2 separate regions of the Mus musculus genome follow, and region 2 is linked to region 1. The links are chromatin loops, found by intact Hi-C in ENCODE. Cell type or tissue: gastrocnemius. All regions are shown on one strand. Links, peaks and the distances in the headings refer to the core of each region. The heading gives the core; the rest is flanking DNA.

Region 1 (10,248 bases), core at 3,599-6,098:
GTGGGGTCATATTTATACTCCTTCATCATGGGTTCTTTCACATGTTTGCTATATCAAAACATCCTTTCACCTGTGTCTGCTTCAGGAAAACTGCTTTCCCATTTCTGCTTTAGCAAGACATCCTTTCACCTATGTGCCCCAGCAAAACACCATTTGACATAACTGACTTTCCAAAGAAACTTCAGCTCCAAGAAATATAATACCTTCTTCTGGTCTCTGTGGGCATTTGCATTCACACACACACAAAGAGAACAAGATTAAAAAACAAAACAAACCTGGGAAGTGCTGGCAGTAAGGGTGGTTCTGTCTCTTGGTACATGGGTGCCCCATGCACTAAATAAGTAAGCAAATACATAAATTAAGCTGTAGATGCTACTTAAAAATGATGGTGGCGCACACCTTTAATCCCAGCACTTGGGAGGCAGAGACAGGCGGATTTCTGAGTTCGAGGCCAGCCTGGTCTACAGAGTTAGTTCCAGAACATCCAGGGCTACACAGTGAAACCATCTCAAAAACAAAAACAAAAACAAAAACAAAAAAAAAAACAAAACAAAAAAAAAAGAAAGAAAGAAAAGAAAAAAGATAAATACATATATGGATACTCACTATACAAGTCATAACTTTTCTGTTGGGCCATTATTTTCCATTTTTAGCAGTATTTATTCACTTTATTGTGTGTGTAGGAGTGTTTTGCCTGCATGCCTATGTACCATGTGCATGCCTGGTGTCCGAGGAGGTCAGAAGAGGATGTCTAGTCTGGTGGTGATGCATGCCTTTAATCCTAGCACTTGGATCTGTTTGGGGCCAGCCTGCTCTACAGAGTGAATTCCAGCATGACCAGGGCTACACAGAGGAACCCTGTCTGGAAACAAAACAAAACCCTGAACGCCATCCCCAGCCCCCACAAGGAGGGAAAAAGAAGAGTTTGTCAGATGCCCTAGAACCTCAGCCCTATGAGCTGCCACCTGGATGCTGGGAACTGGACCCAGGTCATCTGAATGACAAGCACGGGGTCTTAAATGGCTGGGCCATCTCCCAAGCCCCCTTAGTTTGATTGTTTTTAATAAATCACTGGTGTCAGGGAACCTGTAGACAGATTTAAAAATTGGACATACGTATAGGCATTCATGCAGGCAAACCACCCAGACATCTAAAATAAGAGGATAATTAAAAAGCTGGGCACAGTAGTGCAGATATTTAATCCCAGCATTCAGCAGTCACAGGGATGTAGATCTCTTAGTTTGAGGTCAGCCTGGTCTACATAGTAAGTTTTAGGACAACTAGGAGGACTATGTAGTGAGACCATGCCTCAAAAATAAAAGATTTACTATTGAAGGTAGTGGTAAACTACTTTTTTTGGCTTACATTTTCTTATCAACTATTTATCCCAGCTCATTCTTTCTTTGTCTCTGTTTCTCTGTCTCTGTCTCTGTCTCTGTCTCTGTCTCTGTCTCTCCCCGTGTATGTGTCTGTATGGAGGGGGGAGGGCGGTTAGAGACAGAACCTACGGCCTTCCACATACTAGGCAAGTATTCTACCATACAACTGCACTCCTAACCTGATGTACTATTTCTACTGAAAACCATTAGTGCTCTTAACCTCTGAGCCAGTGGTTCTCAACTTTCCTAATACTAGGACTCTTTCATACATACAGCTCCTCATATTGGAGAGAGGAGTGGTCTGTGGAGGTTGACTGATCCTTTCACAGGGGTCACCTAAGACTATTGGGAACCACAGATAATTATATTATGGCCCATAACATTGAAAATTTAGTTATGAAGTAACAATAAAAAGAAATTTGTGTTTGGGGAATCACCACAACATAAGAAACCCTGCCTCAAAAAAACCAAACCTAACCAAAAAATGAAGCAAATAATACTCCACTCTATGCGAGGCATCCATCTTGGTACCCACTGGCCATTTGCCTCTGCTAGGCATCCATCTTGGTACCCACTGGCCATTTGCCTCTGCTAGGCATCCATCTTGGTACCCACTGGCCATTTGTCTCTGGTTCTAGCCCTTGGTACCCACTGGCCATTTGCCTCTGGTTCTAGCCCTTGGTACCCACTGGCCATTTGCCTCTGGTAGGCATCCATCTTGGTACCCACTGGCCATTTGCCTCTGGTAGGCATCCATCTTGGTACCCACTGGCCATTTGTCTCTGGTTCTAGCCCTTGGTACCCACTGGCCATTTGCCTCTGGTTCTAGCCCTTGGTACCCACTGGCCATTTGCCTCTGGTTCTAGCCCCTGGAAGATAAATTCCTAGTAACCCTGACTCAGTCAGTCCAGAAATGTACAACCACGACCAGCTGCTTTGTTATCATTGACTGCCTTTTGGCTTCTGTAAACCTGCAGACATTCAAGGACTATTTGGATGTGCCTTGACTACCTAGTCTTGGCAGAGCAAAGCAGCTTGTGGCTTACTTGTGCAGATAGTCAAGGTCTCCCTGTGGTTTTTGTCTTTAAAAGTCCTTCCTTTCCTCATCTGCTTTGAGTGGCAGTCACTCGCCTGGCTCAGAGATAGCTGTCCTGCTACCAGCTACAAGAAATTTAACTACTTATAATCTAGATTGAGTCTGTTATCTTCTTTATTTTTTCCCCTGGGAAGTCTTGAACTCCATAACAGCTACACAGTGAGTTCAAGGCTAGCCTGGACTATGAGACCCTTTCTCAAACTACAAAATCAAACTGAACACATTTTTATATAAAACGAATGTCTTGGGCACTGGATGGCTTAGCAGTTAAGAGCATTGGCTGCTGCTTTTCCAGAGGACCTGGTTCTGATTGCCAGCACTCACATGGTGGCTCACAACCATCTTTTAACTCCAGTTCCAGGAGTTCTAGGCTTTTTGAGCGCCAGACATGCAAGTGGAACACAGGCATAAATGAGAGGAAAACATCCATACACATTAAACATTAAAGTCTACTGTAAGCATTTGATAGTGGTTTTTTTCAGTTGCTTTGTGTGCATTTGTGTAAGTGCACTTGTGTCAAAGGTGGTGTGTGTGTGTGATGGTCAGAAGTCGGCTCTCTCCTTGCACCGTGTTGGTCCCAGGGCTCAAACTCAGGTCTTCAGGTTTGATGGTAAGCACTGTTTCCTGTTGAGCCATCTCCCAGGCCCACTTAGAGGATATCTCCCGATGTAGTCCTGGATGGTCAGGAATTCACTGTGTAGACCAGGCTGGCTTGGAACTCGGAGTTCACCCACTTCTACCTCCCTAGTGATGTGATTCAACATTTTGCATTGTAGTTACCTGTTTGTCTGTCATCTCTGTATTTGTCTGTCCAACACAGATGCGACTGACTTGGAGTTGGGGCACATGACACAATGTTAGAACGAAGTGAGACATCACAAGTGTGAAAATACACACTAGATTTCTAAGACAGCGTAATGACAGTCAGGTTCCAGTGTGTGAGAGCCAGGTGCAAGGGCTATGATGCAGAATGACTGCAGAAAAGAGGAAGATAAGATTCAAGGGTTCATGATCTGAATTTATTGAGGGGGTGTGCTGATAGAAGTGTGATCCTAGGCGGCAGGCAGAACAAGTGCTAAAACCTGTATAAGAATGAAAGGCTAGGGGGCACTGTGATCTCATCTAACTTAGAATGTGTTTGTGATCTTCAGCTAATAGGAAAGGGGCAGGCAGGTGCATCCCTGACATTGAAACAGTTCTGAAACCCTACATGTTACTCTAGGGACATGTCTGTGGTTTCCAGGAAAAAACATGGTTTGCTTTGCAGTGGTTGTGGTGGTTATCAAGATGGCTACAGTGAGGTCAAGCTGAACCATATAGCCACTATTAGAAGTAGTTATTCTAGAGCCAGAGAGACGGCTTAGTGGGTAAGGGTTGCTGCTGTGCTTGATGGCTTGCGTATGATTCCCAGAACCTACATGGTAGAAGGCGAGAACTGACTCCCAAGTTGTCTTCTGACTTCCACACAAGTGTCACGGCATTCACTCCCCCTTCCCCATAAATGTAATTTAAAATCATTTGTTAAAGTAGTTATGGGGATGGAGAGATGGCTCAGTGTTTGGGAGTGTTTCCCGTTGCTGCAGAAGATCCAAGCTCAGCTCCCAGCACCCATACTGGGTGGCTGACAATCATCTGCAACTCCAATCCAGGGAAGGGAATTCCATGCCCACTACAATTGCCACAGGCTCTGTGCACACAGCAACACATACCGAATTAAAAGGAGAAACACAGCTTGGTGGTGCATGCCTTTAATCCAATCACTTTAGGGAGGGAGAAGCAAGTAGAAAGGCATACTCTCTGAGTTCCAGGCCAGTCAGTGCTGCATAGTGAGATCCTGTCTTAAAACAAACAACTCCCCACCCCCACCAGTCACCGGTGGTGACGCACGCCTTTGATCTTAGCACTTGAGGGGCAGAGGCAGGTGGATCTCTGAATTTAAGGTTAGCCTGGTCTACAGAGCCAATTCCAGGACAGCCAGGGCTACACAGAAACCTTGTCTCAAAACAAAACAACCCCAAAACATTTATTTTTGCGTGTGTGTATGTGTATGTGTGCATGCATTTGTGTGTTCAGGCATGCCATGTTCCTGGAGGTCAGGGGACAACTTGCAGGAGCAAGTTCTCTTTATCCATCATGTGGGTCTCAGGGGTTAAACTCAGGTTAGGGAGTCAGAAGAAGGTTGTTGAGCTTGGTAGCAAGACAGTTGACCCTCCTGGGCCACCTCACCAGTCTTGGACATAGGTCTTTGTATTTGAATTTCACCATCTGTTAAAATGGAGGGAACATTTTAATACTTTGAACTTTGTCGCCCCCATAAGGCCTAGGAGAGAGTTTCTTGTGACAGTGTATGGAGAAGCTCTGTGACAACAATCAATCAGCTTGGGTTTGTCCTGGTTTGTTTTCTATTTCAGTGATAAAGGCCCTGGCCAAAAGCAACGTAGGGAGGAAAAGGTTTATTTCACATCACAGCCATCATGGAGGGAGTCAGGACAGGACTCAAGGCACAGCCATCATGGAGGGGAGTCAGGACAGGACTCAAGGCACAGCCATCATGGAGGGAGTCAGGACAGGACTCAAGGCACAGCCATCATGGAGGGGAGTCAGGACAGGACTCAAGGCACAGCCATCATGGAGGGAGTCAAGACAGGACTCAAGGCACAGCCATCATGGAGGGGAGTCAGGACAGGACTCAAGGCACAGCCATCATGGAGGGAGTCAAGACAGGACTCAAGGCACAGCCATCATGGAGGGGAGTCAAGACAGGACTCAAGGCACAGCCATCATGGAGGGGAGTCAAGACAGGACTCAAGGCACAGCCATCATGGAGGGAGTCAAGACAGGACTCAAGGCACAGCCATCATGGAGGGGAGTCAGGACAGGACTCAAGGCACAGCCATCATGGAGGGAGTCAGGACAGGACTCAAGGCACAGCCATCATGGAGGGGAGTCAGGACAGGACTCAAGGCACAGCCATCATGGAGGGAGTCAAGACAGGACTCAAGGCACAGCCATCATGGAGGGAGTCAGGACAGGACTCAAGGCAGGAACTGAAGCAGAGGCCACAGAGGAGAGCTGCTTCCTGGCTTGATCACCATTATTTCTTCAATTTGTTTTCTTATCCACCCTAGGACTCTTTGCTCTGGGGTGACACCACTCACAGCATGCTGAACCCTTCCATTTTAGTCATCAATCAATCAAAAAAAGAAAAAAAGTCCCACAAACTTGTCTACTGGCCAATCTACTAAAAGGCATTTTTTCCCCTTCATTTTCTATTGTGGTTCCCCTTCCCAGAATATTCTCTCTAGGTTGTGTCAAGTTGACAAACAAAAAAAAAAAAAAAACCCTCAACAAACAACAGAACAAACAAACAAAAAGAGATTAAAGGAACTCCCCACCACAGCCGACAGGCATGTTTGAAGTGGAACTCTCAGGTTTCTTTGGGAACTCAGTTATGTCATATGATGTTTTGCTGGTGCAGATACATGAAAGAGTGTTCTGCTAAAGTAGACACAGGTGAAAGGATGTGTGATGCTTAGGAAGAATATAAATATGACTGCAGATGGTGGGACATGGCTTGGGCATTGTTTCACCTTGATAGTCTTCACTGAAGATGCTCTGGTTACTGTTGGCCATGAACCACGTGGCAAGTGTTCTCTTGTCATGACTTCATAGAGATTAACTCACCAAGGAACTTCTCGTGACGTCAGATTCCAGTGGCTTCTTGCCGCTTCTGTAGACTCAGGCTGATTGGCAGATGTCTTAGTTAGGGTTTCCTGCTGTGAACAGACACCATGACCAAAGCAACTCTTATAAAGAACTACATTTAATTGGGGCTGGCTTACAAGTTCAGAGGTTTAGTCCACTATCATCAACTCGGGAACATGGCAGCATCCAGGCAGGCACAGTGCAGGAGGAGCTAAGAATTCTACATCTTGTTCCAAAGACAGCTAGGAGAATACTTGTTTCCAGGCAGCTAGGACAAGGTCTTAAAGCCCACACCCACAGTGATACACCCACTTTAACAAGGCCACACCTCCTTTAACAGAGAAACATATCAGGACATGATATGTCTGACTTTGAGAGGGAGAGAGGTGGTGGTTGGGACAAGTGAGGACATTAGAGGGGTTAGACTGATGTCTGGTAGACTTTATCATGACCATGTCCCAGCTAGGTGGCAGGGTGTCTCCTCTGTGTTGTGGGGAATCAGATCCAGAGCTTTGGGGATGCTAAGCCACCCGGCAGTAGCTTTTTTAAAAGTTATTTTATGTATATTGGTGTTTCTGCCTACTCGGATGTTTGTAGACATGTATGCCTGTTACAGGAGACAGAAGATGGTGTGGGCTCCCCTGGAATTGGATTTATAAATGGTTGTTAAGCTGGGTGCTGGGAATGGAACCTGGGGCTTTTACTAGAGCAGCCAGTGCTCTTAACTGCTGAAGCATGGCTCCAGCTCCATCCAGAAGTATCTTTTCAGGGAGAGGTGGGATTTACTATCTGATCAAATTTACTCATTCACTAACTGATATTTTGTTTTGTGTCTCTGCCCTCTTCTTGGCTTAGGTTTTGAAATTCATTTATTTATGTGTGATCGTGTACATGCATGTGGCAGTCAGAAGGCAACTTTCTAGAGTTGGTTCTTTTCTTCCACCACGTGGTCATCTGGGTTTGAACTCCTTTGCCCTTGTAGAGGACCTGGGTTTGACTTATAGCACCCACAAGGTGGTTCACAAACACTCTAACTCCAGTTCTAGGGAATCCGATTGCTGTCTTCTGACCTCCAAGGACACCAAGTACACATGTGTATATGCCTACAGGCCACCAAAACACTTACATACATTTTTTTTTAAAGGAGAGAGAGAATTCAAGGTTATCTTAGGCTGCATAGTCAGGCTAGGCTTCTTGAGATCATGTCTCAAGAAATAAAAATACAGTTTATATAGCTGTCTCCTGGGGCAAATCTAAATTAAGGAATGAATACGTTCCATACTTCAGGGCCTCAGAAGCACTAGTGCTCAATAGCTTCATGTATCCACTGTCACGCCTCATAGAAATTATAGCATTTGTTACCGATGGAAAGATGTTGGATAATTCTTCAAGGGGTAGTCCACTCTTTGGGTGGGTGGGTGGGTGGGGTCCTTGCACTGGGCGCCTAACCCTCCTCTCCCTTGGCTATGTCCAGCTGTTGCCCCCTCCCAACTCCCAGTACGTGGATCTAGGACTTAGCCTTAGATGGGTCCTAACCTCCTGTAATTGCATCTCATACCAGAGTGCATTTTACAAATACAAAGTGTCTTCACTGGCCCAGGCTACTGCATCAAAACTGGATGCTCAGACCCTCCTTGAAGAGCCCTGCGCGCCAGCTACCATAGGCAGTGGGTGCTGGTGACTTCAGCAGCACTCTTTTCCATTCCAAAGAACCAGCTTCCTTGCCTGTGTATACGACAATGCCTGGCTTTCTCTGAGCCTCAGCTTCCCCATGTATTCCATAGTAAGTCTAAACTTCCCCATGCCCGTACCTAGGAATGGCTGGTCTCCTCTGGAGACCTTACTTTCCCCTGCTGGGTCACTGGCAAGAATCACAGCTGCTCTCCATCCTTGTTTTCAGATGCGATTTCATGTAGCCCAGGCCGGCCTCCAACTCAATATATTGGAGAAGATAACCTTGAACTTCTGATTCTTCTGTTTCAACCAGTTTTATGCAGTGCTGGGGATCAAACCAAGAGTGCATGTTAGGTAAACCCTGTCCCCATTTTTATACCTAGCAAGCATGCTCCAGTTTTCAGATTCCCCATATGCTCTGCGGGGAAATAGTACATTTTCCTTTCTGGGTCAACATCTGGTCGTCCCCAGTCTCTGTTTCCCCGTATGTTCAGTGGAGCATATATACTTTACGGGATCTGGCAACGTCTTCTTTGGACATTGATTCCCCCATTTATGAGACGTGAGGATTGTGACCCTGCTAAATCAGAACAGAGATCGGGCTTCTGGACCTCTGTCTCTCCATTTGCTCATCCAACAGAAACACCCCTTCTCTAACCCGCTGGTTTTGCCTAAGCGGAAAGGGGAGGCAGGGTGGAAAGACGACAAGCTGTAAATTTCAATTCTTTATGGGGCGCTTACTAGACTTCACAGTATCTAGCTTTTTACGGGTCACTCAAAGCAAAGGAATGGCTCTTGTGAATGGCACGCAGCTGGAAACTGTCCTTTTGCAGGTCCTTCTCGTTGGCCAAGCGCCACCCCCACCCCTTGCGCTCTCCCTTTACAGCTGCAGACTCCAGCCTCGGAACCTTCGTGTGTGTAGCGGGCGTTTCTGAACGGTGCTCTTTCTCAGGGACGCCGTCGCCCCTCGCGCCCCTGCGCCCCCCGACCCGCGTCCCCGGCGCCGCCGGCCCGGAGCTGCCCGGAAGCTCGCTCCTACCGCGGCGCTCGTCAGGGCAAGCCCGGGTCCGTCCGGGACCTCGGCCCCGTTCTCCCCCGGACCCGAGAGGCTGCTGCACCGGGTACGGGGGCCGGGATGGAGGGAGGAGCCTGGCTTGGGCAGGGCGCGAGGCCGGCAGGTCTCTGGGTGTGGGTCGGAGCGGTGAGGCGACGAAAGCGACACTCAGAGCCTGAGAGAGGGGCGTCGGGAGGCCAAAGCTCCTTATGGAAGCCAGGGGAGTAGGAAGGCCGTAGGGGATATAACGGGACAGGGTGGTTTAGAGGACCAGGGCTGCTAGAGGTCCCCAGACGAGGGGCTATGCATCAAATAACCCGGGAGGTGAAGAGGGACCAGAGATGCCAGCTGTATCTAGAGAGGAGGGGCCAAGGTTAGGGGTAGCTGTGCGGGAACAAGAAACCAGAAGGTCTATGACTGCGAGTTGGAAGATGCTCCAAGGTGGTGGCGGCGATGGAGAGAGAAACCGAAGATGTCAGGATACTTTGTGGGTGGAGACGGTGGTGAATAAAATATAACAAGATGGGGGCGCATATTGGAGGCAGTCAGTTGAGAATGAAGTACAGACGATGGCTTTCCTCGAGTGGAAAGAGAATGGCAAAACCTTTAAGTGCAGAGTGTGGGGATGACATAAAAGAGCCTTGAATGGAAAGTGGGGAATTGGGTTAGTGGGACTCTGGATAAGTATCTAGGGAGGAAACTTGAGGCGACGACAACTGTGGAGATTGGGGAGGCTCTGAGGGTATTGAGGGACCTGAGGGAAAGGACTAAATCAGAGATTGAGTAGAGCTCTGAGAAAAAGGAATGGGTAGATGGGAGAAAAATCTCGGAGGCCACTAGTCTCTAGAATGTGAGATTAGAAAGGACCTAAACTGAGAAGGAAAGAAATGGACTTGGAGATTGATTTCGGTGGGTGGAGGTGAGGGAAGGGAATCCGAAGGATGTCTGAGGTTATGACCTGAGTCGGTGGAGCGGGGTGTTGCTAAGCCCTGGTGTAGGAGTCCCGGAGATGGGGACTGGAGTCACTTCTTACTTTGTAGGGAGGTAGGTCAGTAGCACAGTCTGGCAGGGAGTGGTATCATCTTCCTTTTTAGGATTTTTTTTTTTTCCTGAAAGGAAGAGAGGATCTTAACTTCTCTTCCCTCCGCCGCTCCCAGCTGCCGCTCCAGATGCTGCTGCTGCCGCCGCGGCCACCCCACCCTCGGTCCTCCTCTCCGGAGGTCATGGACCCACCGCCCCCCAAGACTCCCCCTTTTCCCAAGGCGGAAGGCCCCTCCTCCACTTCTTCCTCGGTGGCGGGGCCGCGGCCACCGCGGCTGGGCCGCCATCTGCTCATCGAC
Region 2 (10,248 bases), core at 4,329-6,828, 100 kb before region 1:
TCCTTTACCTACCGGGCGATGGCATCCGCCCACTTTTGTTTTGTTTGTTTTGTTTTTGAGGTGCTATATCTTGTATCCCAGACTGGCCTTGAACTTGCTATGTGGCTGAGGTTTGCCTTGAACTTCCTGTCTCCCCCTCCCAAGTATTGGCAGTGCAAACATATGTGCTACTGTGGTCAGCCATAAAGATCTCTCTAACAGCTAGCCTAGGCCTCCATGTCCTGGCAGGCTTGCCTAAATGTGTTCCACTCTTGGGCTTGACAGTATTCACCTTCTCCAGAGTGCAATGGGACAGCATGTGGCTCAGAGCGATCAGAGGGCATCAGCTAGTACTGAGCCTACCAAATCGACCATGCCCCTCAATCCAGAGCATGTGCAGGAATGACCCAGAGCCCTCAGCTCAGGGTTGTCCTGTGAGCACATGGTTCCACCGTCAGCAGACTCATACCCAGTCTGGCAGTCCATGTGTTGTCCTGGTCAGGCTCTAGGTCAGACACAGACAGGACCCTCCTGGAGCACAGGTTCTAACTCCTGCCCTTCCCAGCCCCACCCATGAAAGTCAGTGCCTTACATGACATCTGTCAGTCCTTCTGCTTCTCCATGGCTTCTGTTTTGCTATGGTCTGTGTCCTTCCACCCCTGATGCTAACCCAGGGATCTCCATCCACCCTGGCCCCTACATCTTAGAACTCCATTTTGCTTTTCTCCTGGTGTCTTTCTCCCATTGGATTCGTTCCCACTCTCTTTTCCTCTTTAGTACTCTGTTTTTCCCAGTGCAGTATCTCTTGGTTTTTTTCATCAGTTTTTCTTTAAAGTTCTATACTCCTTCCACACCTTTTACATTGTTTAAAGTTATTATTTTATGGGTATGGTTGTAGGCATATCTATGCCATGTGCATACAGTTCCCACACAGGCCAGAAGAGGGCACCAGAGTCCTGGCCAGAAGAGGGCACTAGTGCTCCTGAAACTGGAGTTATAGACAGGCGTGAGCAGCCACATGGGTGCAGGGAATTGAACCTGGCTTCTCTGGGAGAACAGCCTGAACTCTCTGTCCAGCCCCTGTATCTTCCTTTCAAGTCACCATCTCACCCCATTTCTCAGTAGTTTGCTTTTTCTTTTTTCTTTCGTTGTCCCAGCTGGCCTAGAACTCCTGTTCTCCCCCTGCCTCCACCTCCCCAGCCCTCGGGTCACTGGGCATGTACCACCTTGCCCGTCACTCACTGTATTTCACGTGACTTCCTCTCTTCTTTCCTTCCTGGGTTCCCCCTCCACTGTCTTTTTCAGACCCTCTGCTTTTATCTCCTCCCTTCTGTAGCGTTCCCCCTTTCCTTCCTTTTTCTTTGTTAGATTGATTGATTGTATATGTGTGTGCATGCACACCTGTGCTCAGGGCCATATGCCACAGTATGTGCTCGCACACGCACTCATATGTAAGTGTGTATATGCATGAGTATACGAGCTCATATGTGTGTGTGCACACTTGCATGCGTGGATTCGTGCTTGTGTGTGTGTCTATGTACAACCTGCAGGAGTCAGTCTTCTCCTTTTACCATGTTGGTTCCAGGTATACAACTAGAATTTTCAGCTAGGTGCCGATCCATCTCATCTGCCCTGTCTCTAATTTATTACTCCAGCTACCTGTCATTCATGTCCCTCTTTCCTCCCGTCCCCTTCTTGAGACAGGCTTTTCTTTTTCTTTTTAAGATTTATTTATTTTATGTATATGAGTACACTGTAGCTGTCTTCAGACACCCAGCAGAGGGCATCAGATCCCATTACAGATGGTTGTGAGCCATTACAGATCATGTGGTTGCTGGGAATTGAACTCAGCACCTCTGGAAGAGCAGTCAGTGCTCTTAACCGCTGAGCCATCTCTCCAGCCTCTTCCCTTCCCCTTTCTTTTTCTTTCTTTCCTTCCTTTTCCTCTCTTACTTTTCTCTGCCCCTCTACACTTTTGAGCTGTTCTTTTATAGCTCTAGCTGGGCTTCTCTATGTACCCGAGGCTGGCCTTGATCCCCTGACTGCACCCACCAATGCTAGGATTACAGGCACGCATACTCCAACTTCTTTTCAGTCAGCTACTGCCATGTTCTGAGTCGCACTATCTGTTTTTTAATTCTGCTAGCTTCAGTCCTTTCTCCTTCTCCCTCTCCCTCTCTCTTTCCTTCTTTCTCTGTTTGTGTCTCTTGACCCTCATTTCAGTGAGAGAGGACACTATTTGTGCCCTACCCGCTGCATTTCGCACCCCTGTTTCTCTGTCACCCTCATTTCTCTCTGCATACACCGTTGAATGCTCCCTGCCTCTTTGTGTGTGTCCCTCTGCCTGCCACTGATTGGAGGGTCTGCTTGCATCCTTTCTGGAACCCAGCATGCACAATCAGGCCTGCCTAGGTAGGTACCTGCTCTTCTGCCTAGCACCTCCTTACGTCACGGAGTGCTGCACATTTTGATTGGCCACCAGGATCCCTGTTCTCCACCTGTAGAGTTGAACTAGGGAGCCAACTTCAGGAATGTATAACGTGGATCCAGGAGTACCTCTTGCTGGTATCGAGGTTGATCGTTAGAATGCTGGAACCAGAAGTGAGTTCTTAGAGACCCCGTTCCTTGTTCAAGTGCAGCTGCATTTGCAGAACTTACATTCTACACAATTAGGGCAGTTTCTCTGTCCTGCAGCGCCCCCTCGTGGTAGAATTGAGCGCATGGTGAGGCACTGCCCACTGCAGAGACAGCTGAGGCAGGGGGATCCTTGTAGGGGGAGCAGGGCAAATAAATTAGAAGTACAAACTGTACAAGCAAACTCTTGGGACAATTTTATGTATCAAGGGTTAGAAGAAGGTGTAGTAGTAGGATGAGACTGTTTCAAACAATTTATATGTGTCTTATGTATATATGTGTGTGGTATGTGTGTAAGTATAACTATATGTAAATGCTTGTGTGTGTCTCTGCAATGTGTGGACAGTGTGTGTGGAGGCGAGAGGACAACATCTGGTGCTATTCCCCAGGCACTATCTAAACCTTGTTTTTATGAGACAATGGCCTTGAAGCTCAACATTGAGGCCAGGCTAGTGATGCATAAACCTGGGAGATAGCTCTGTCTCTGTCTCCCTACCACCGGGATGGCATACCCAGCTTTATATTTTCTTTAAATGTGTGCTCTGGGGCTCACACTCCGTTCCTTGTGTTTGCAAAACAAGTAATTTACAAACTGAGCTATCTCCCAGCTCTTGTTTGCTGCCGAGAGCTTCTTTTTTACCATAGCCTAAGCTGGCTTGGAAGTCACTGTGTAGTTCAGGCAAGCCTTGAACTCTGAGTGGTAGGATTATAGGCATGCATCATGATGCCAGCCTAATGCCATTCACTCGTTGTACTGGGATGATGTGTGCTGCCACTCAAAGCACAAGCCTGGGCTCTGACTCACTTAGCTGACTCCAATCCAGACAGCACAGGGACAAGTTGTGTGACTGTGCGTTCCAATCCAACGTACAGAAGGCCCGCGTCGTCACCTATAACAGAAAACTCTGCTTACCGAAACAATTCATAGGCTCAGGATCCCAAGGTGGTAATGATTATTTATAGAAGAGAAACCAAGAAAATCCTTCCAGAAATGTGATATTATCCTTCAGCAGACGAGAGCAAGAAGAGAAGTGTTGTTTAATTAATTCATGCGTGTGCCATGGCTTATGTGTGGGGTCAGAGGACAGCTTCCACGAGTTGTATTTTCTACTCCACCATGTGGGTTTTGGCAGGGTTTAACTGAGGTCATCAGGATGTACAGCGAGCAACTTTACCCACTGTTCCCAGGAAGGGAATTCTCAAGCGACCAAAGGCCTGTGGGAGAAAACTCGCATAGTCACATGGTTAAGATTCTTTTTAAGGACTTATTTTGTGGTTCAGGCATGGTGGTGCATACCCTTCATCCCAGAACTCTGGAGGCAAAGGAGGTGGATCTATGTGAGTTTGAAACTAACCTGGTCTATATAGCAAGTTCCAGAACAGCCAAGCTACACACACACACACACACACACACACACACACACACACACACACACACAGCTCAGTGAGACCAGAAGAGGACATCCAATCTAAACCTGGCATTACAGGCAGGTGTAAGCTGCCTGAAGTGTGGGTTGGAAACCCAAAAGATGCTCTTAACCACTAAGCTATTTCTCCCACCTCAGCAAGGGTAGGCTTTAAGCTCTAAGAAGGGCCTCCATGGATCTCTCTGGCTGCTAGAACATCACCACAGATCTAGTGGCTCATGTTCTTGATCTTCTGTAGGTCAGACTTCATGGGTCTGACTGATCTAAGATCAGGCAGGGCTGATCCCTAGGGGAGAAGCTGCCCTCTTGACTTTTCCAGCTCCAGCCCCTTCCTTCGTCAAAGCCCGGAGTGTGTTGCCTTTCTCTGGGCTTAATCGTGTCTTTAGTCTTTCCCCTGAGATTCACCCTGGAAAGGTTTGTGTATTCTAAGTATTTATGAGACTCAGGAACGTTTTTTCTTTTTGTTAATTATTTATTGTCACCCATTTATTTATCTATTTATTTTAACTGTATTATGTTTGTGCATGTGTGTATGTGTGTGCTATGGCTTAAAAAAGGCTGCTTGGGACAGCATGATAGTTCAGTAGATAGGATACTTGGTGACAAACCTGACAAGTATTGTTGGAGCACACATGGTGGAAGGCACACATGCACTAATAAATACATGTCATTTTAAAATGTAAAGGGAGATTGGAATTCCAGGCCAGCATCAGCTACATGAGTTCAAGTTCAGTGTGAGCTACCTGAGACTGTGTCAAAAACAATATTGCTTTGAACGGAATCAATGCACGCATTTGCTTTATGGGATAACCTCTTCAGGTTCTGCGTTTACTAGCCAAGAGCATCCTGACCGGTGACAAGGTGACATAGGCTGAGGGGCTGAATGACGGGTGAGCTGTGGTAATGAGCAGCAGGAAAAAGTGGAAGGAGGACTCAACTCTCTTCCTCACACATCTGCAGATGACCAGGGAGGTTATGAGTCTTCCTGGACGTGGGATACACCTTCAGGAAGGGGTCTGTTCAAGGGGACCCCCACCACAACCAAGCCTGGATCCACAGTTACCACTAGCACCAGCAAGAGTCCCGGCCACCCCTTTCCAGCTCCAAGGGCCCGTGCAGGTGAGGCATGGGCAAAGAGGCCTGGGGAGTATGTGTCCTGGGGTACAGAGATGGGCTCCAAGCTCCTAGGGGTAACTACTTCTTACTTCAAAGATCAAGCAGAGAGACAGCCTCGAACTCACACACTTCCTCCTGCCTCTGACTCTAAAAGGCTGGGGTTGAAAGCATGGGCCACCACGCCTGACTAACTCACTTCTTTTCATTCAGTTTAGAACCCCAGCCCAAGCGATAGATATGGTTGTTTCTCCCTCCTCAATAAAATCTCTCTGTAAACTCCCATATAGACATGTTCAGACCTGTGTCCCCTGGGTGATTCCAAATCTTGTCAAGTTGACAGTGAACGTTAATTATCACATAGAGTCTCACTGTGGGTGTTTCCTAGGAGTCTTCTCGTATCCCAAAGCGTGTTCATCTTTCTGGTCCCCTGGGCTCTTTCTCCACTCTGTACTTGTAGGCATCTGTGTTCCCCGCATAGGCCACCAGGTGGCGGCAGGGACCTCGCAAGAGTTGAGGAGGAGGGGCACTAGGGCCTGGTGAAATCTGCCGGTGACCCATGATGTCACGAAGATCTTTGCCTTCCCATTGGTCTTCTCCTCAAGGGACTTTGCGGAATACGTAGATAGGGCAATAGGGCAGACTGACCTCTGACCGATCTGCCCCTCTTTTCTCCAACTCCAGGTTCACCAAGGAAGCCAACACCTGAGCGCCGGCCGCTGCCCACCTCAGCCACCACCTCATCTCCTGCTTCCTCCTCTTCACCAGAGCCTTCTGGCTCACGGCAGACCTCTGGCTCCTGGCCACAACTCATCCCAGACTCAAAGCAGGAGGGGACCTCTAGCTCCCCCAAACCATCTCTACTCACCCCAGGACTTCCCTCCCCAGCAACCTTTGCCTTGTCCACTCCTAATACCAGTTTGCTTCCAACACGTTCCCCAGAGCTTTCAGGCAGCCCAACACCCACCTCCCCTGAAGGGCTAACCTCTGCCTCCTCTATGCTATCAGAAGTGAGCAGGCTTTCTCCTACCTCAGAGCTGACTCCAGGACCTGATACAACACCAGCACCTGAAATAATCCCAGAAAGTTCTGACTCCTCAGACCTCCCCATGAACACCAGGACCCCCACACAGCCGTTTACAGCCTCTCACCCCACCAGCATCCCTCAACTCAACACAACTTCTTACCCCACCATTGCCCCTCAACCTACCACAAACCCTCAGCAACCCAGGAGCCCTCACCCCGCCACAAGTCCTCAACCTCCCACCAATACTCACCCTTCCTCAACCCCTGCCACCCCTACAGAGTCCCTTCCATCCTCCCGAAAGACAGAACTTTCCTCTCCCACTAAGCCTAGACTAAACTCAGAGTTGACCTTTGAGGAAGCCCCATCCACAGACGCATCCCAGACGCAGAACCTAGAGCTCTTTCTAGCCTCGGAGTCCGGCCCCTCCAGTCCCTCTCCAGCCTCAAACTTGGACCCACTACCCACAGATGCCTTCAAACCACCCAGAAGCCAGACCTTACACTCAGCTTCAGACCACCTCACTCAAGGGCCAACCCCTAATCACAACCCAGATCCTTTTGGGCCATGTGTGTCCCCATTACCACCAGTAAGGGTCATGGCTTGTGAGCCACCTGCCTTGGTGGAGCTGGTAGGTGCTGTGAGGGAGGTGGGTGACCAGCTGCAGAGACTGACCTGGGTCCTGGAGCAGGACCGGCAGGAGCGCCAAGTCCTGGCACTGGGCCTAGCCCAGTTGGTAGAGGCTGCTCAGGGGTTGGGGCAGCTGAGTGAGACTGTAAAGAGGCTAGCAGAGGTGGCCTGGCCCCCCAGCACTCCTGTGCCCATGACCACCACCACAGAGGAGGAGGAGAGGCCTCTGAGGGGAGATGTGTGACCCACTCTGAAATTCACGGTGCTTAAGATACTCTTAAACAAAAGCCAACGTATGTACAATCGAAGTGTGGGTGTTGTTACTGGGGAGCAGGGGCTCTGGAGGGACAGAATTACAATGCTGATCCTAACTTGTCAATGCCATCTGTGATGGCGTTGGAGATCATGGTGAGGTGATGGCAGTTGATGGTCATGTGCTCACGGTATTGATGATGATGGCAGGGTGACAGTGGTGTTGATAGGGATCATGGTTAGTGACAGGATGGCGCTTATGGTGAAGGTCATGGTGATGGTCACAATGCTGTGATGGTGGTTGGTGGTCATGGTGGTTGTGATGATGGGATGATGGCAATAATGGTGTGATGATGTCAGTGGCGATGAGCGTGATGACAAAGATGGTGTGGTGGTGTTGTGGTATAATGATGAAGATGGTGGTCACGGTGTTACCGATGAAAGCCGTGATTGTGTGTGGATGGTGATGGTGATGTTAGTTGTGAAGGTTATGATGGTGTGGGGGAGTAATTTTGTGGTGACTCTGGTGATGGCGTTGATAACAGTGATGATGGTATTGGTGGTGGTGGTGATGGTGAACTGTGGATGGTGGTGATTACAGTGGTGATGGTATTGATGGTTATGGTGAAACACAGTGAGTGTGATGGTGGTAGTGATGAAGAGGTGATGTTGGTAATGGCGGAGACGTGATGACACTGATGTGCTAGCAATGCTGGTGCTAATGTTGATCATGCTAGTGGTGATCATTATGACAGTCCTGGCATTGATGAATCTGTGGAGGCAGGAAGCTGTCTCAGCCATGGTGTGCCCAGCTTTAAGGACAGAGCACACAGTTCATGAGTCCAAATAGGTGGGATAACATCGTCATATGGACAAGCACTTATGGGGTGTGTCCGTATCAGACTCTGTTTGAAGCAATTCTCACCCTTCCTAATGCTACAACCACTTAATACAGTTTCTCACGTTGTGGTGACCCCCAACCATAAATTAATTTTTGTTGGTACTTCGTAGCAGTCATTTTGCTACTGGTACAACTCATAATATAAACATCTGATATGTGGGATGTCTTGTGTGACCCCTGTGAAAGATGACCCTCAGGTTGAGAACCGCTGGTTTAGAGGCTCTGCAGCCGGCTGTCATTCCATCTCCGTTAACACTGGCTGGGGAGGGTACTGTTACCACAGCTCAGCAGAGGAGGAGATGCACTCTCAGCCTGGATGCCGGGTGGAGTCCTTGCTAGGGGTAGTCCTGAGCCAGCTACTGAGCCTCTTAGTCTCCGTTCCCCACCTATAAACGGGGATAATAATAGTGTATGTCTCATGGGCATGTGGAGATGACTGGACGGGAACATTTCTGAGCGTGCTTAGGCTCTGCAGGGTACGTGGTGAGAGTGACTGATCTGTTGTCCGTTTTGTGCCCCAGTCCCTGCAGCAGCCTTGATTGGCAACCCAAATCTGTCTCCTCCAGACCCTTTTGAGAGAAGGTTCCATGCATGTAGCCTAATCTGGCATGTCATTCAGTGTGTCATGGATGCCCACGAGCTTCTGACCTTCTTGTCTGCATCTCCCAAGTGCTAGGAATGAAGATGTACAGTATCATACTTGGTTATATGCACCATTGAAGGTTGCACCTAAGGCTTCATGTATACTGGGCAAGCATTCTACCAACTGAATTTCATGTCCAGTTCAGATAGGATTATGTGGCCACATCGAACCAACTGGGCTTGTGTCTAGTCTTGCAGCCTGTATATCTCTGGAATTTTTGTTCATTTCTCAGAGCCTCAGTTTTCTCCTCTGTAAATTGGGAATATTAATCACACTAAGCCCACAGGATGAGGATTACCACTGAGTCAGTTCATGGACAGGCAGAGATGCCAGGTGGTACAGATCCACTTATGAAGACTGCACCCAGGGCTAGTGAGATGGCTCAGTGGGTAGACACTTGCTATGTAAGCCCTGATGGTCTGAGTTTGGTGCCTGGAACCTAAATAATAGAAGGAGAGAACCAACTCTCATAAGTTGTTCCCTAACCTCCATATGCACCCCCAATAAAGTAAATGAATTAATGGAAAAAACCCTTAAAAACAGAAGTGATCCCAGACACAACTATGGCTCTCTATGCCTAGCATGTGAACTCTGTGTGTGTGTCACACACACACACACACACACACAGAGACAGAGAGAGAGACAGAGAGAGAGATAAAGAGAGAGAGACAGAGACAGACAGATAGACAGAGACAGACACAGAGAGAGACACACACAGAAAGAGACAGAGACAGAGAGAGAAGAGAGTACTCTCCTTAGGACTGGGATTTCAGGCATGCACCACCTGAAAACTACTTCCCATCCACATCACTGCGGCCCTGCAAGGGAGGAGTCTTAATCTGCTTTGCAGAAAGGACTCAGGGCCCTCTAGCCCATCATCAAATCCACACAGTAGAGCTGCAACCCAGCCCTGGGACAACAATGGCCATGCCCCTTCTTTGACCTCATCCTGGGGTTCCAGATTAGGACTTTTATGACTCGCCCATCTTAGTGACCAGTGCCTTCCTATATCTGCACCTCTTCTTACTGGTCTGAAAACTGAGGACCAGCTTAGAAGACACTCCACCCCTCTAACTCCAGTTCTGACCCCTGAAACTGTGGCCAGGAAACCAGTCCCTCCTTCTCTTCCCAGATCACGACTCAGAGGTTACTGAAGGTGATGGAGCCTGGCGCCCCTACACTCCTGTAAAGGCCAGTAGGGTCCAGTTACTGATTTGGGCAGGGAATGGGATAATGCCCAGGGGTCTTAATAGATGGACACTCTGGTCCCGCCAACAGGCAAAGGCATATGCAGGGAACTCTCTGGTCCTCAAATCTCATTAAGCCAAAGACTTAAATAACTACTGAGAGCTAAACTTGGGAGGATAGGGCTTCTGCTGCCTTCTCCTTCCTGTCCTGGCTCGTTAGAGTGTCATAGAGCAGTACCCCAGATTGGAAAGACAGCTGTCTCTATCCCTGGTCGGGATCAGGTGGACCCTAGCTACAGATCATCTCTCTGAATCTGCCAGAGAGCCCAACTTGGGGGACAGTCTTTGTCTTTTCTGCAAACCAGAGGTGTGTGGATGTGTGATGGGTGTTCTAAGCCAAGGTCTCTTTACCCCTGGATACCTTCTGCTAGCCCCAAACAAGTGGGTACCTAATTACT

What was found. Hi-C counts contacts between places; a loop is a spot of excess contacts. Peaks named below come from ENCODE experiments on the same cell type or tissue, not always from the same donor. Only the 100,000 strongest peaks of a DNase experiment are listed, where the experiment ranks them.
Region 2: it touches region 1 in a loop (4-fold over the local background); 36 of 42 quality-filtered maps call a loop at or near these places.

Annotation. Positions count from the first base shown.
Region 1 is chr7:5,042,740-5,052,987 of GRCm38, forward strand. Gm15510 (predicted gene 15510) reads right to left here. Exons shown (of 4, transcript NR_166619.1): 2 at 7,992-8,179; 3 at 6,160-6,248; 4 at 4,208-4,740. It overlaps Zfp580 (zinc finger protein 580), which reads left to right and starts at 8,793. Exons shown (of 2, transcript NM_026900.1): 1 at 8,793-8,975; 2 at 10,066-10,248. The coding sequence starts at 10,078. In gastrocnemius, for the core only: a CTCF peak has its summit at 4,798; no DNase peak of the experiment used is centred there.
Region 2 is chr7:4,937,714-4,947,961 of GRCm38, forward strand. It overlaps Ssc5d (scavenger receptor cysteine rich family, 5 domains), which reads left to right. Exons shown (of 14, transcript NM_173008.3): 13 at 5,001-5,159; 14 at 5,838-7,115. The coding sequence ends at 7,051. Among named protein-coding and RNA genes, the nearest start is that of Ssc5d, 17 kb to the left of the region's middle. In gastrocnemius, for the core only: a CTCF peak has its summit at 5,635 (motif pointing right); a DNase peak (open chromatin) is centred at 5,681; H3K4me3 peaks cover 532 bases; H3K27ac peaks cover 566 bases.